2 separate regions of the Homo sapiens genome follow, and region 2 is linked to region 1. Evidence: chromatin loops called from intact Hi-C (ENCODE). Cell type or tissue: sigmoid colon. All regions are shown on one strand. Each heading gives the region's core, and the rest is flanking DNA. Links, peaks and the distances in the headings are about the cores only. Region 1 holds the start of INAFM2 (InaF motif containing 2). Region 2 overlaps BMF (Bcl2 modifying factor).

Region 1 (8,389 bases), core at 251-8,250:
ATTGGGACTGGAAACCAAACAAGATATTGTGACTTTTTATTGGAGCAGCTGCCATCAACCTCCTGGTCTTTCATCCTTGATTTATTTTAATTGTACAGCTCAGCAATTCTCAGTGTGTGGTCTCCAGACCCCTTGGGGTCCCTGAGATCACTTCAGGGGTTTCACAAGGTCAAAATTGCTTTCATAATAATACTAACATGTTATTTACCTTTTTAACTGTGTTGTCGTTTGCACTGATGGTGCTAAAGCAATGGTGGGTAAAACTTCTGGCACCTTAAACAACCAAGGCAGTGACACCAAACTGAACTAGTAGTTCATTGCAGAAAGAAAGAGGAAAGAAAAGAAAAAAAAAAGGAAGGGAGAAAAGTCGTTTTACTTTAGAATATCTTTAACAAAACGATATCAATTGTTAAATTGTATGAAGTTATGACCCTTAAATAGATGTCTTTTTAATATTCCATGTGATTAAATGAAAGTACTCTACTGCATATGGAAGTATAACGGTTCTCTTGGGGAAAAGTACTTTTGCGATTGGGTCGTGAGCTCAATTAGCTGCTCTTTTCATGGAACACCAGTTTTACTTGAAAGAAGAACTGAAAAACCATGGCTATGCAGACTTGGCTATTTGGCAGATGTTTTCTCACATTTGAACCAAGTGAGCCTGTCACTTTGAGAAAAAAATAACTGATAGTGTTTGTTACCAATTACAAAATTTGAGTTTTCAAGTAAAAACTAGAATTTTAGAAAACATGTATGCACTATCATGAGCTTCCTAGATTCCTGATACTTAAACTTTTTATAATATTATCAAATGTGATTTTTTCTATTATATAATGAAATGTATCAATATTGCAAAGATATGTTTAATTCAGTGAACCAATATTTTCCAAATGATCAACGTGGGATATTATAAAATCATGCATGGGTAAAAGTGCCATTCAAAGGGCAAGTTAGATCAATGGACTTTAATGTAATTGAGCACAAAAAAAGTTCACTGATATAGTTTTATAGTCTACATTTCAACCACCATTTAAGAAAATACTGCTTGTTGGGTTTTGGTGTAGCATCAAAGAAAAACAGCCACAATTATCTGAAAAGGCTGTTAAAATGTTCCTCTCTTTTCCAACTACATGTCTATATGAGGCTGGATTTTCCTCATATATTTTAACCATAACAACAAATTGCCAGCAGATTAAATGTAGATGCAGATATGAGATGCCAGGCATGTTGGCTCATGCCTGTAATCCCAGCATTTTGGGAGGCCAAGGCAGGTGGATCACTTGAGCTCAGGAGTTTGAGACCAGTCTGGCAAAATGGCAAAACCCTGTCTCTACAAAAAAATACAAAAATTAGCCAGGCATGGTGGTGTGCATCCGAAGTCCCAAGCTACTTGGGAGGCAGAGGTGGGAGAATTGCTTGAACCTGGGAAGTGGAGGTTGCAGTGAACTGAGATCACGCCACTTACACTCCAGCCTTGTGACAAAGTGAGATCCTGTCTAAAAAAAAAAAAAAAAAAAAAAAAAAGTGGATATGAGGATCCAGTTGTCTTCTACATTCCAGAGATTTGCAAATTTACAAAGCAAAGCCACTCTTTTCATTATTTTTTGTCATAAAAATATATTATCTGCCCAGGTGCAGTGGCTCACGCCTGTAATCTCAGCACTTTGGGAGGCCGAGGCGGGTGGATCACAAGGTCAGGAGTTCGAGACCAGCCTGGCCAACATGGTGAAACCCTGTCTCTACTAAAAATACAAAAATTAGCCGAGTGTGGTGGCATGCACCTGTAATCCCAGCTACTCGGGAAGCTGAGGCAGGAGAACTGCTTGAACCTGGGAGGCGGAGGTTGCAGTGAGCCGAGATCATGCCACTGCACTCCAGCCTGGGCAACAGAGTGAGACTCTGTCTTGGAAAATAAATAAATAAATAAATAAATAAAATATATATTATCTATGTTAACATGTAGTGGGGCTTATTATTCTTTAGACAAATTAATAAATATTTTGCAAAACCCTTGGTCTTATTTCTAATATGTCAAATAAAAATAGCTATAACCCACATAAACAAAATCCCTTTAGATACCTCTCTCTCTCATATATACATACATATATATATATTTAGAGACTAGGTCTCACTCTGTCACCCAGACTAGAGTGCAGTAGCATGATCATGGCTTAGTGCCGTCTCAAACTCCGGAGGTCAAGCGAGCCTCCTGCCTCAGCCTCTCGAGTAATTGGGACTACAGGCATGTGCCACCCTGCCTAGCTAATTTTCAACTTTTTTTTTTGTAGAGATGAGGTCTCACTATTTTGCCCGGGCTGATCTTGAACTCCTGGGGTCAAGTGATCCTTCTGCTTCAGCCTTCCAAGTAGTTGGGATTATAGGTGCGAGCCACCACATCAGGCTTAGAGACCTCAATATTTAAGAGTGTAAAGGGATCCTGAAACTAAAACATTTGAGAATCACTGGTATAGATAGAGCAGTACTGTTACTGGCTGCCTAGCTAGCTTGCTCCAGGGATGCTATGCTATCAACCATCTTCAACCATGGTCCTCTACTGGCCAGGACTGCCCCCACTGCCACTCCAACTTGCTGCTTATTACAACAGTTGTGCTGTCTAGCTTCTATGATTTCATGGTCCTATCATCCCCACTGCTATCTGGAGCCAGTTCTGGAATGGCCTCTTGCTGTCAGGCATGGCTTACAGAGGACAGTCCAAACTCAGCTTCTCAGGGATGCTGGTACCGCTCTCACCAGTGTGTTCCTTGTTGCTTTGGTAACTAGAGTATCCTCTGGGCCTTCCTGCAGAACTTAAGTGGTTTCTGGCCTTACATAGAATATACCCATTTCTGTGAGCTTTTGAACCCTTCTTCCACATTCTGCTGTGGTAGTTCTGGCATTTCCATTACACTCTGGTGGCCATTGCCTTCCTCCTGTCTCCCAGGATCCTTGTCAGGATATCACATCCTGATTCACAGGAGAATACTCCTATAACAACGAAGTATCCCTTGTTCAACTTAATGTGTGGCACCACACCCCACCTTGATCTAGCCTATACATTCGCTCCTGGATCCTGCCAGTATATACTGGCTACTTCCGCAACTACTTCATGGTCTAGCCTTCTTCCCTAGTGGGCCCCTGCACATCTCTGACTGGGCTTTATTGTGATCTGGCTCTATGTATTGGGCTTGTAGGCCAGGACAGAGAGGCAGCTTCCTTTGGTGTCAGAAGGCAAGTCCCAGTGACAGTTGCAGCTGAGCCATCATAGCCAACACTCCTGACAATTGGAAGAATGAGCACCTCCCTCCTGAGGCTGACCCGGGTAGTAACCCCCAATATCCACTATAGAGACAAAGTCTAGCTTTGCCTATGAGACAGAGCAGAACCAGGATCAAGAGCTTAATGCCCTGGAGTCAGAGGTCTGAATTCCATCAGGGCTTTTGAATTCCAAGGCATTAGGACTATGTGACCTTGAGCAAGTTCCTGGCCCTTTCTGAGGCAGGGACTTCATCTATGAAATGAAGATAAACAGTACTACCTGATAGGTCATTGGGAGACAAATAAGACAAGGAATGTAAAGGCTTGGTATAGTGCCTAGCACATTCTAAGGGCACTGTTATTGTCATAATTGGTCAGAACTTTCCAAAGCCAAAAAGGGCTGCCTCAGGGAGCAGACAGTAAGGTATGCCACCATCCCAGATGGTCTTTGGGCTGACGCTGCTGAGTGCTCCCCAGGGATTTTGTGGAGGAGGCTCTAGGGCCCACAGGGGTATTCACAAAAGATGACTTTTGGGGCCCATTCTGTCCCCAAGCTGCCTTGATTCTCTGATTTCTCTGATCCCTGCCTGTTCTTAGTGGGGGGAGGCATATTCACTTTCAGGCCACTAGGGGGCCATTTAGTTTTCTGCAACAGGAGAACACTAATGGTTTCTTAATGGCTCAGGCACCGGGGAGATCAGGCTCAATTATATCTGAAAGCATTCTTAGTTCCTGGGGTAAAAGACACTATGTAAATCCAGACAATAAATAGGGATTACTGATGACAGGTTAAAGAATCTGGCACTGTTTCGTTTAGAAAAGACAGAGTGAGAGGAATTGAATAAAGGCTTCAAGTATATTATTCTTTGGTACAGAAGAGTGACATGCTGTTTTCCCACTCCACTAAGAACCAAGCAAGAAGAAAGGCATTTAATTTGCAACAGAAATATGGAGAAGCAATATGGAGTGCATTCACGAAAGGGGACTGAAGGAAGCTTTGTATTGGCCTCAACCTGGAATCTTTAAGAATAATTCATCATGGAATAATTGTATGATATGTCCTGCCAGGAAGGCCCTAGAGCAGGGGAGAGAAGAGAGGACAACTTCCAGAGACAATTCAAGAATTGTTTTTTTTTTTTTTTTTGAGACGGAGTCTGGCTCTGTTGCCCAGGCTGGAGTGCAGTGGCGCCATCTTGGCTCACTGCAAGCTCCGCCTCCCGGGTTCACGCCATTCTCCTGCCTCAGCCTCCCGAGTAGCTGGGACTACGAGTAGCTGGGACTACAGGCACCTGCCAACACGCCCTGCTAATTTTTTTGTATTTTTAGTAGAGACGGGGTTTCACCATGTTAGCCAGGATGGTCTCAATCTCCTGACCTCGTGATCCGCCCGCCTCGGCCTCCCAAAGCTGGGATTATAGGCGTGAGCCACCGCACCCGGCGACAATTCAGGAATTTTAAGTCAACAGGCTGCCCTGGCTGACCTAGGAGCAGGGTGGAGGAGTGAGTTATTTCTTCCCCATCAACCCACAAAAGGCCATAAACACTCCACACTACCAATATCCTTGAAATTTCTCAGAAAGTAAAAAAAACAGCTTTTTCCTTGAAATAGCATCTGGCTAGCCATTACTAGTGGCAGCCCCACACCTGGGCCTGGATCAGGAATGAGACTGAGGCTGGGTTAGAGGCCTGTGGTTCCAGCAGTCCACTAGCACACTCAGTTCTGGTAGCCACTTGACTTCTGTGCTGCTGAGGTGGGCAAGGCAGCTGTTTTGGGAGGGCTTCCTCGTGTGTGTGTGTGTGTGTGTGTGTGTGTGTGTGTGTGTGTGTAAGGGGGGTCCTCTGGAAGCCAAAGATTCCTGGAGGAGGGGGGGAAGTGAGAAGGGCAGAGGGGATCCTGCCCCACAGGGTAGAAGCCAGGTCAGGCTCACACTTGCAGGGGCTTGAGGGAGGGTTCACCCACAGAACCCCATCAGAACCACAGTTCTGTTCCCCAACACACGCCCAGACAAGTCTCCCTCACTCATTCAGACACCCAGGCAGTCCATATGCCCAGTTCTGGGAACACAGGAAGTAGCATCCAAGGAGGAGGGAACCAGAATTCTGGAAAGCCTTATAGAGAGGGAATGGGGAGGAGAGAAGGCAGGGAGAGCAGAGAGCGGAAGGAGGGGGAGGGCACAAGTAAAGCCGCAAGGGAGAGTCTGAGCATGAAGGGTTGTTAGCACCTAGGGGGTCCAAAGACCAGGCACAGAGCCCACTGCCTGGCGCCTGGCCTGGAGCCAAAGAAGACAAACCTCACATGGGAAAGTGGGGAGGGGACAACCGCCCAAGCCTTGAGGTCTGGAGGGGATCTGAGAGTGAAAACGCTCTAGGAGTCCTGAGAGTTAAACTCCTCAGGTTCAGTGCAGCTCCTTGGGTCCAAATCCAGGCCAAAACCAGGAATTGGAAGACCCAAAAAGCGGGACCAGCGACCTGCGGCGAACTTTGGGACTAAGGTGGCAAGCGAGTCTGGAGAACAGCTCAGTCCGTGGCTCTGTCCCGGAGGCTCAGGGTTGGCGGGGTGAGGCGGGCTGGGGTACGCAATTGCGACGACTTCAGTAGAGCTCCGAAGCCCAGCCTGGACTGGGTGGAAGGAACACAACCAGCTGCGGCCCCAGTGAGCGCTCCAGGTGCCAGAACCGCCTACCCCTGGCGTCAACCAGGTTCTTTAGCTGTGAATGGGCCTGGGAGACCCACCCAGGGGGTACGCGGTGCGGGGAGCAAGCTGAGAGCTGGAACGTGGTATCTTCCCTATCCCTCTTACCGTCCCCTCCCAGAGGATAAACCTAGGCCTGGAGTCCGAAGCCCAGGCTGCTATTCCACCTGTCACTTCGGAGCCTCGGGGCGGAGCGGGGAGGCGCCAGAGTTGACAGCTCGCGCTCCGACCGCCCCCTTCTAGCTCCGCACTCCGCCTCGCACAACGCCGTTCCCCCTTTTAAAGAAGTGCCCGGGGCTCCACTCTACGCCGCGCCAGCCCACCAGGGGTCGCGGTGACGTCGCCCGTTTAAGAGCCAGCCTCCCTTAACTCTCTCTTAACGGGGCGTCCCGGCGGGGCTCGCGGCTCCCGGCAGCCGCCGCCTCCCCTCGCGGCACTTCCGGACCCCGGCGTCGCCCTTTTAAGGGGCAGCCCCCAGCAGCGCTCTCCCCGCCCCCTGTTGCCGGCGCGCGAGGCGGGGGAGCCGGGCTGGAGCGGAGCGCGCGGTCCGCGCGGCCACTGGAGACCAGGCGGCCGGCGGCCGGGCAGGCGGCGGCGGAGCGCGCGGCGGCGTGGCGGCGGATGGGGACGCGGAGCCGGGCGGCTGTGGCGGCTGTGGCGGCTGTGGCTGTGGCGGCGGCGGGGAAGCAGCTGACGGGCCGGCGGCGGCGGCGGCGCTGGCGGCGGTGACTGGTCCAGGCCCCGGCGGCGGCTGCAGCAACGCGGTGGCGGGCTGCGGGCGGGCGGCGTGAGGAGCGGCGGCGGAGCGCGGGGCCGCCGGGAACCGAGGGCGCCGGGCCGCCCCCTGCCCAGTCCTTGCAGGCCGCCAGGCCCCCTCCAGCCGGGGCCGTGGAGCACCGGGGCAAAGGCCGGGGCCCCCCCATGAAGGAGCGCGACGCGGCCCCGGCCGAGCGGGGCAAGCCGGCCACCTACACCGGGGACAAGAAGGCGAAGATGGCGGCCAAGACCAACAAGAAGTGGGTCCGGCTCGCCACCGTGTTCGCCTACGTGCTCTCCGTGTCGCTGGCCGCCATCGTGCTCGCCGTCTACTACAGCCTCATCTGGCAGCCGGTGGGCGCCGGGACCTCGGGGGGAGCCGCTGGCCCGCCCCCCGGCGGCTCCAACGCCACTGGCCCGTCTGGGACTTCGGGGGCGGCGGCGGCGGGGCCCAACACCACTGGGTCGTCCCGCCGCGAGGCGCCGCGCGACGTTCCCCCACTGCAGGCGGCGCGACCGGCGCCTCCGGAGCCCCCTGCGGACAGCCCCCCGGCCGGGCCGCTCGAGCGGCCTCGGGGGCCGGACGAGGACGAAGAGGAAACGGCGGCGGCGCCCGGGAGTCGTTGAAGCCCTCCGCGCTGGGGGCCGCCGGGAACCATTCTCCCCAAGCCCAGAGGCAGGACTTCGCAGCAGGATGGGGTGGAGAGCCCGCGGGAGTGACCCCCACGAGAGTGAACGCCCCTCACACTCCCACCATCGCCGGCTGGCCCCGGAGCGGGAGGCCCGCAGCCAGATCTTCAGCCAAGGGACCACGATTCGCCGGGGGGCTGGGGGTTTGCTGCCCAGGACCGTGCTGCACCAGGGCCCTGAGCCGTAGGGGGATGGGGGGAGGGGTGGGGAGATCCCGGCACCAAACCCTTCTGCGCCGCTCGCTCTGGTGTATCCTACATGCAGGGGTGACTGGGGCTTTCCCCCAAGACTCAGGGGAAGGATGGAGCTGTAGGGGCTCTTTTTAAGTAAGCTGAAGCTCTCGAAAGGAGGAGGGCACCAAAAGTAGTGGAGCTCAGGTACGTCAACCTAGTTGCAGTGGCCAGAGATGCATTAAATTTCTAGATCCCTGTATATAGTTGTTGACATATGCACTAGAAGCTATAATCACATAGAATTCTATGTATATCCTCCCACACCCTGGGTAGCTACTGACTGAAGGGGTCAAGCAAGGGCTATTTGCTGTCCCCCAAAAAGTACACCTGGCCAGAAGGGCACAAACACGGCTTCTTAAATCACTCACTTTCTCCTGTTCCCCTCCTGTTTCTGAAATATAAGTTTATGACGTTCTTTCACAAAAGAGTATAATCATTCTTAGACTGTTGACATGGCTGTGGAAAGCCTTAGGAGAAGTAGAAACAATTTAGGGAGGGTGGGGAATGTACTCATCCCCTCTTCTTTCCATCCTAGTGCCCCCACCAAAGAGGCTTCTTGTTGCAGCCCTCAGTATCTGGATATGGGCCAGGGAGGAAGGAAGGGAAAGAGCAATGCTGCTGTGCTTCAATCCTGGCCTTCCCCTCACAGAATTCTTTTAGGAAGAGCAAGCTTTTGTAAGTAGAGTGGCAAGTGTTTTTATCTTTTTTTTTTTCCTGCTCCTCAAAATGTTGTCTTGTTCCGGCAATCACTTTTGCCTTCCCT
Region 2 (8,389 bases), core at 54-8,053, 230 kb before region 1:
CCCCTGCTTTGGGGTTGTGAATTAGAAGGGCTGTTTTGACCCTGAATATCAGGCTTCCCTTCCTCCCAGGCATTTCTTTCCCGAGGAGGAAGGTTTCCAGTCCCTCTCCCAACCCCCACCCTCAGCAAGCCACAAAGCCTCCACCGTCTTCAGCTGGTTACAGGTCAGGATCCAGGTCAGACTCTCCCTCCCTCTAAATCTGATTCTCCACCCCTCGCTAGAGACAGCCAGGCTCCTGGGGGTGGGGGATGGAGTCTGAGGGGGTGGAGGTCGGGGGGGAGGGGCAGGTCTCCTGAGGCTAGACTTGAGGAATGTTTAGGCCAACTCACCAGGCAGAGGAGGAAGGGGCCAGTTTAGATCACTAAGCCAATTAAAAACAACCAGCCAGAAAGAACCTTTCTCCTTCCTGACAGCTACTCTGCCAGCTACCTCCTGGGTTTTGTTGGTGGGGAAGAAGGGAGAGGGAAACGTGAGGGGTGTAAATTTTGCCCTGGCTCACTTAAGACAGTGAGTGAGTTCCTGGCTTTGCATAAGATGGAGACAGTGCAGTCAGACCACCTTCCACCTGCCCCAGGCTTGATGTTGAGGTGGGTTTGTCAAAGTCTGGGCTCAGTTCTCAGGCCACAGGGCACCCAGCCTGGGCCTGGCAAGGTCTCTGAAGCTGATGGCCTTGCCCCAGCACCAAGATCTAAATCATTTTCTCTCTCACTGAACTCAGGTGGAGAGTCTGCCAAAAGGGGTGAATAGTGGCTGCTGTAAATAATCCCGGTTTTTTGGTGTGTGCCACTGAAGCATACGGCAGCAGGCTGCCTGTCACCACCTTGATCCAGAGAGGGGAGAACAACGTATGTCCCATACACATCATAAAATGGTATGGAGACCCACAGGGAAGGCTGAATTTCACAATGGTCAGTGTGTCCCAGAGCCAGTCTTCAAGCTGGTCCCCGGCTCCTTCTCTGCAAAGCAGGAACCCGTCTTCTTAGCAGACAAATCATGGTACACACCCTGAGAATAGAATTCTGACCAAGAAGAGGTAATATCCAGAATATCTGAGCAGAACAAAACAAAGGCTTACATGCACAGTTTGAGGCCCTTCTCCTCCAGGGTGCTGTGAGCCCATATGGCACCTTTGCAAATTAGGAAAGGCACCCCTTCTTCTTGGGAGAAGTAGCCCCACACCAGGGCACGCACACAGCTTAGTGAGCAGAACACAAGCTGAATTCCAGCCTCCATTAGCTGCAGGTGCCCTTGTGCAGTGAACAACCTGCACAACTGTACATCCAGAAGATCAATGTCTCCTTCAATAGTACTGAAGACCTCCTCTCCTCAGAACTGGAAGACTTGGGCTTGTTCAGATTTGTGAGTCTACTCTAGACTCCTCCTATTTCCTTGGGTAGCCCTGAGGTCTTCTTTGTCCAGGGAAGCCGTCTTTCCTTTGGGCCTTACTTCACTGTTAGCACCAATGTTGTCTTTTCTCACATATGCAAAAGTTATAATTTAGTTTCTAGCGTCTGGTTAACAGATTCCCTGTGCCTGCTATCGGAGCTGCCACACCGGCTGCTTTAGATCCTCTCCATAAGTGCCGCAGCAGGGAGAGAAGGGAAGACGTGCACAGGCAGCTGTGATCCTGCTGGGTTCCAGAGCATGCCCTTCTGGCCTAGCTGGAAGCTGGAGGAAGATAGGAAATGTGTACCCAGCTTTGACGGTTCCCCACTCTAATCGTTATCTGTTACTCTAAAAGTCACTTAGCTGGCAAAGCCACTGTCCTGGCTTCTTCTGTATCCCACTAGGTATGAAAAAGGACTGGGGATAAGGGGGAAGAGGTATGTTGTTTCCAAGGAAACCAAGGGGTCTGGGGTCCCCTACGGCTGACTCTCATGGTAGGGTGGCCACCATATTTTCCGGCCCCACTGCAAACTTGCCCCCGATGTCCCTCAGTGCCGATGTTGGGGGTGGAATGCGGTCTGTCGGTGGGGTCTTTTGAAAGAAGAGCTGACAAAGGCACAGGCTGCCAGCAGCAACATGCTGACTGGCTATTCGGCTCATCCGTGGCTGACACCCAGCTGGTCCCAGGCCGCCAGTGGTGGCAGTGGCTCTGTACCTCAGGACCAATCCTGGGGCCTCCAAGTGGGACCAAGTCAGTTTTGAGGCCTAGCCAGAAGTTTGGTTCATTTTGCGACATGTTTGAGGGGTCCTTAGAGAAACTCAACCCTCCCTGAGGTCTGCTGGAGGTGGCAGGAGCTGGCCAGGAATCCTTGAGCCCATGGGGCAGGTACTGGCTGAGAAGTAAGAACCCAGTCAGATGTGGAGCTGGCCGGCCAGCCTAGTGAAGCTGCTATCCTCAAGTGGAAAGCCCCTGGCCGAAGCCCTGCTGGGTTAAAGCAATGTGACCATCAGGATCACGGCCCCCATCCACAGTGGAAGGCTCATAGGTTTGGTGGAACTGGGAGTCTAATCCACTCTCGATTTCTTAACTGAGTTCCTCTGGAAAAACCACAGTCCACTTCCCAGAGAACATCACTAACGGATCATCTTCGACAACTGGTAGATTCCTCAGTCGAAGAATCTACTTGTCAGAGCCCTTGGGAATTCTCACCATCACAGACACATCAGCCTCTCCTTCAACAGTGTTTGACAAAGGCCCCCATTCCAGGTCAAGGGCCTGACAGAGAAAGAAGGTCCCGCTTGAGTATGTTGTATGTACACTCAGAGAGAAATTAAAAAAAATTAAAACACAAAATAACAACAAAAAAACAATTTCACAAGACACAGTGTCAGTCCTGCCCGATGTCCTTCCTGTTCCAGACGGTGTTCCTGGTGCCCCATGTGAAGAGGGCAGCCCACCCTCACCTAGGGCCTGCCCCGTTCCTGTTCTCTTCTCCATTCAAAGCAAGGTTGTGCAGGAAGAGGAGGATCTGCCACCACACACGATTTTGGTTCTGCTGGTGCTGAAGGGAGAAAAAAAAAAAAGACCAACATAACTCCCAAACGCAATCTTAGACGACTCCCTCTCATTTCCAGTAAAAGTTCAGATCTCCAAGTCTCACGGCTGGCACTTTAATCCTATCAGTACAGCTCACAGCGGGGAGGAGGGGGAGGTGAAAGAGACACTGCCATGTGGAGGAGAGAGTTGAGTTCTCCAAAAACAATTGCAGTTTTAACATTAAAAAGAAAAGACTAGGCTCTATATGCACTATGCACAAGAGGATTAAGCTTTTTCCCCTGCTTGCAGGATTTTCCAGAGTTTAGCCAAGTGCTGCTTTTAATCAGATTGGCTCCCGAGCCCCTCAAACCTCAGCTGCATGAACAACAAACTGGCTTCAGAAAGAGAAGAAGTGCCCCCCTCTCTCCCCCGACTCCAAAGTAACACAGAGAACAAGGGGAAAGGGGGGGCCTCCATCTGCAAGTGATTTGACACTGTGAAGGTCAAAGGGTTAATCTTCAATTTAAACCACACTGCTGAGGCAGCAAAAATCTGATTTCATCCAGTGCAAACACGCACACACACAGACTCACACACACACACACACACACACCCTTGTGCGCCCGCCCGCTCTCCCTCCCCAGCATCTCCAGCTCGGTGCTGCCCTTTTTATAGATGCTCTTGACAGTAAGCCATAAATAATCCCTCTTGGAGCGCTCTCCTACTGACTGGAGCCAATTAAACATTAAGCAAGAACATACTTGAAAACAAAACAAAAACAAAGAATATATACTATGCTCTGGAGGTTATCCCAGGTCCTACTGTCAGGCTGGGAAGCTAGGGGCAAAGTTCAGGGGTCAGTGGCTCACCAGATTGGGGCTGGTGCCCTGCCCACACAGGTACCATTTCCCAGGAGAGGCCTGGGGGGGTGGAAACTGGGGGGTGCTGGAAGAGGCGGTCTTTGTTCTCTCTTTGTCTGCCAGGGCAGGAGGACTGGGCGGGGGCCTCTCCACAGGGTTCTCACTGGACAGGGGAATAAAAACCTAGTGTGCAGAAAGGAGCCAGCACGGGCTGGACTTGGATTACTTCAGTGGCCCCGTCAGCAAGCAAGTTTACATGAGGTGTCCAAGCCTTCTCTTAAACTGTCTTTAACCACAGCACCAGCCCCCACCAGGCAACTACTCCTGGTCAGATGGGAAGAGGAGAGAGGAAGCCAGCGGCACAGCTGGAAAGGGGGCCCAGGTTGCCTGGACTCCCAGAGCTTCCAGGTTCTGTCCAGCCCTGGCCTCCCTGACCTTTCCCAGGGCCACCATGCAGGTTGCTGGCTTCCCCTTCACGCTGCCCTAGGCCACAAAAAGAGAGGCATCCAGGCAGCTGGCCTCAGGGCCTGACAACCCAGGTGAACACGGAATGCCCCCGTCCATCATGGCAACAGCATTCCTCCTTCCCCCGTGGAAGAGCCTGGAAAACAACCCGGCAAGCTGGAGGCGCAGCTCCTGCCCGGAGGGGAAGGGAAATCGGGCGTGCCACAGAAGAGGCCTGGCAGACAGAGGGTGGGGAGATGGATGGCTTCCTCGTGTTTTGTAAACAAAGATGAGTAAAAAGAGGAAACACACCCGGCTTAACAAAATCTGGTTAGAGTAAAACAGCGTGAAAATGGACTCAGCTGCAAACCCGAAGCCTCCGGCCTGCAGCAGCTGGGCCAAAGACCCCCTCTCCTCCCCTCCCCAGCTGCTGACCGAGACAGGTGCAGAGGTCATGTGGCCGAACAAGAGGAGAATCCAGGAGCAGACTCATCCCTGGAGAGGCCAGTCTGCTGGAATTCCAGTTCTCCTGAGGTGCTTGTCTGAGAAGACCGGTGGCAAGAACAATCATCACCTCATAATAGTAACGTGGGGTTAGGGTGGCAGTCGGGGGTGGGGAGGTGCCAGGCTCTGTTCTGTGTGTTCTGCATCCTTGCTTCTCAAAGGGTGGTCCATGGACTAGCAGCCTCAGCATCATCAGAGAGCTGCCTGGAAATGCAGACCCAGCATCAGAAGATTCCCCAGGTGATTTTGAGGCACATTATCATGCCCATTACTTAGCGACCACATAGCTAGTTTAAGTGGCAGGGACTGGACTGAACCTAGACCATCTGGCCCTAGAGCTATGTCCCTTCCCATTATCTCTGTGCTCAGAGTGCCACTACCTTTCTTTATACCAAAGCAGACCCTCTAGCCTCCCCTTTACTAAATCATCTCAAAACAGCTCAATGGCCAAGGAAAGCAGATGAGAATTCTATGATTTGGGGCTGAGGCAATTCTCATCTCTGTATGCCTCAGTTTTCTCCCAAATTCCACTAATGGAGGCCACCTACTCCCTGGGCAACTTGAGATCTCTGAAGATGAGGCACAGACTCCCATCATCTGGGAGCGTTGGGGGACTCAGAAGCAGCTGTGGGCCAGAGAGTGCTTTCAGACAGGAAGGCTGAGGTCTTGCAGGGGACCCAGGCAGGCCTAGGTGCAGGAGGCAGGATACATGGGCCGGCCCTTGGGAAGGAACTAGTTTCCATGCCTCTGCGTGTGACAGTCCTTAAGGCTCATGAATTGGTAAGGAAGGCTCTATGGTGCATGGATCCCCAGGGACCAGGAATCAGAGGACCTGGCTTTCGGGTTGGATCTCCCATCAACCTGCTCATGAGTTCTCTCTTGGCTTATAAGGAAAATGCAGGTATTGTACTAGATCAATGGTTTCTAAACCCAACTGTGTCACTAAGCCAGCTGAGGTGCTCTTGTAAGTATAGAGTCTCCAGGCCTCTCCCAGACCCACTGGGTCAGAATTTCAAGGAAGGGTCCCAGGAATCTGTATACTGAACAAGCTCCCTTGGTGACATTTTAGAGATCAGAAATCATTTATTGTATATTTTAATCATAAAAGCAATACATGTTAATTGTAGAAATATTGGAAAATACAAGACATTACAGAGGAGGAAATAAAGTCACTCATGATCCTCCAGGCTAGAAAACACTTCACGTGTTGGTGTTTTCTTCAGTCCCTTTCGATCTCTTTCCACCAAAGTAATGTCTTACCCCACTGGCCAAGCCAGAGGTCAATCCTGCCCAGGTGGTTCTGTGGCAGCCAGGCCACAGCCTTTTGGAAACCACAAAGGTGCTCTCCAACCCTAAGGAGTTTGTCATCCACGACTACCTTCAGGATTACAACTCAGAGCTCCAACAACTGAATTCTGTCAGCTGAGTGTAGGGCCTGGGAACCACCCATGGGCCCATGAGCCCTCTCTGGCTACAAGCAGATACCACACAGGCTCCCTTTGGCCTTCTCCCGCCTCAGGGCAGCCCTCACAAGACCCTTTTCCATGAGGAAACCAAGATAATCAAAGAATGCCCTGATTACAAAATACAACAATAAATAAAATTTTTCCTAAAAGTTTAACAAAAGGGCCTGACTAGAAAGGAAAGAAAAAAGACTTGAAGGGAGGCCAGTGGGAGAAACAGTGAGGAGGAAGGAAGTTGGCCTTCACTGAACAGGATGAAGAACACAAAGATACCAAAACACCAGAGAACGTGGGATCTTCCACAAGAGGGTGTGGAGGAGAAGGGGAAGAGAGGGGAACCAGGAATGAGTGTACTTGGCCTCTGACCCTCAGGCACCCGGCACAGCACCCAGCGCACAATCTGAGATCAACAAGGGCAGATCCCCAGAACCAGGCCTGCCCTCCTAGACTCAGCTAGGGAACCCCTCACAGAATGGGAGTTCCCAGAATACACAGTCAGGGTGACCCAAGGGTCGGGGCTGGGATACAGAGGAGGGGAAGCTCACCCTAGAGCCCTCGGACTCACATGGTTTAGAAGGCAGGGCCAAGGAATGGAGGGAATGAATAGAGGTGAATGCCCCCAGGGAAGGTGCCCTAACATGGTAGATCACGGTGTTCTCTTCAATGAAGAGAGCACAAGCAGGCATCAGAGCCCCATGCGGCTTCTTTGGCCCAGCCTCATTTTCTTGCCACGGACAGGGGATGAAGGCAGTCAGCTGACAAATGTTTCAATCCCTACTGTGTGCAACACCCTATGCCTGAATGCACAGCTGCTCATCCTGTGTAATGGGGAACATGGAAGGCATACAGTAGGCACTCAACAAGGGCATGCTGGACCGACTACAGAGGAGTCAGCCCTGAAAGATAACCCACTTGTCTGAGGCCAGGAACAACTGATGTCTGGCCAGGTCTAAAGATGTACTTTATGTGATAGTATCAGCCTCACACCTGGGGAGAGGCCCAACTAGTAAAAGGCCTCCTTTTTTTTTTTTTTTTTTTTTTTTCTCTAAAGAGCTGGCTGTGGTGTCTGACAAGGTTGGATTACATAAATCAAACTCTGTTTCATCCCACACAGCCTCTGCCCTAAGCACAAAGCGTGTTCCCTACGCTCCCTGGATAAGAATCTCCCTCTGCCTCTCCCCTTTTCAGATCCAATTCATACCCTCTGGGGGCTCTGTGTGTCACCAGTGTTCCAGATGCTCCAGCTAGAGCTAATTCACCCCAAAGTATCAGAGGAAGAAGCAAAGCGAAGCCGTGTGCAGCTCTAAAAGAACCTAACTCACAAAATGCAAATTTACCAAACAGAGAGCAACTTATAATATCTCAGATACAGAACAGAGCACTTTCCTTTCTTCTCATGTGATCCTCACGATAGGAAGAGCAGGTATTAATCAACCCATTTTAGAGCGACGGAAACAATGGCTCAGAAAAGTCATCCCAAGTTAGTTGGGAGGGGTGTAATTTGAGGCCCTGACTTCTGACTCCAAAGCTATGTTCCTTCACTAAAATTTTACAGTGTGTTTATTGACATTATGAAAATAGCATTACCTTTTTCAAAGCAAATCACCACTGATCTGCTCCCCTAGTATGCTTAAAGACATTGTTTCCAGATCATTAACTATTTAGTAAGGACGCTGTGGACCAGAAAAAAATAACCCTTTCAGAGGCAGAGCTAACTGAAGATCAAACAGAAATAAAGCTAAAACTGGTCTGAAATTATAACTTCAGACTGTGATCTGAAACCACACTCAATCTCTTCAAAATGCAGAATTGTCTATACTCTAGGGGAAGGTGCACAGTCCACGATGTGAAGTTTTCCTCCCTCTTCCCTTTTCCCTGTCATTCTCTAAACCTACTCAGGCCAAGGCTGAAAGAAAGAGCCTTGCAATTAAGAACAGGAACATTGAGAGCAGGAAAATTCCTGCTTGAAGGAAGCTAGGAAGATGTTTTCTGTTGAAATAAGGACATTTTAATGAAGCACCCAACTGAGCTATCAAGCACCCAACTGAGCTACCAAGCACCCAACTGAGCTACCAAGCACCCAACTGAGCTACCAAGCACCTAACTGAGCTACCAAACACCTGAGCTACCAAGCACCCAACTGAGCTACCAAGCACCTAACTGAGCTACCAAGCACCCAACTGAGCTACTAAGCA

Evidence for each region. Hi-C counts contacts between places; a loop is a spot of excess contacts. Peaks named below come from ENCODE experiments on the same cell type or tissue, not always from the same donor. Only the 100,000 strongest peaks of a DNase experiment are listed, where the experiment ranks them.
Region 2: a loop joins it to region 1, with 2.9 times the contacts of the local background. A loop is called at or near these places in 8 of 110 quality-filtered maps.

What each region holds. Positions count from the first base shown.
Region 1 is chr15:40,317,188-40,325,576 of GRCh38, forward strand. INAFM2 (InaF motif containing 2) reads left to right here and starts at 6,505. Exons shown (of 1, transcript NM_001301268.2): 1 at 6,505-8,389. The coding sequence starts at 6,869. The coding sequence ends at 7,330. LOC112268152 (a long non-coding RNA gene) reads right to left here and starts at 6,456. Exons shown (of 3, transcript XR_002957721.2): 1 at 6,056-6,456; 2 at 209-306. RefSeq lists an enhancer at 3,665-4,182 and silencers at 6,193-6,562, 6,893-6,972, 6,983-7,212. In sigmoid colon, for the core only: CTCF peaks have their summits at 3,869 (motif pointing right) and 6,246 (motif pointing right); DNase peaks (open chromatin) are centred at 3,874, 5,494, 6,284, 6,975 and 1 weaker place; H3K4me3 peaks cover 2,895 bases; H3K27ac peaks cover 797 bases.
Region 2 is chr15:40,088,941-40,097,329 of GRCh38, forward strand. BMF (Bcl2 modifying factor) reads right to left here. Exons shown (of 5, transcript NM_001003940.2): 5 at 1-2,948. The coding sequence ends at 2,847. Among named protein-coding and RNA genes, the nearest start is that of BMF, 16 kb to the right of the region's middle. RefSeq lists enhancers at 2,419-4,997, 7,763-7,812. In sigmoid colon, for the core only: no CTCF peak of the experiment used is centred there; DNase peaks (open chromatin) are centred at 3,551, 3,991, 4,381 and 6,658; H3K4me3 peaks cover 670 bases; H3K27ac peaks cover 4,712 bases.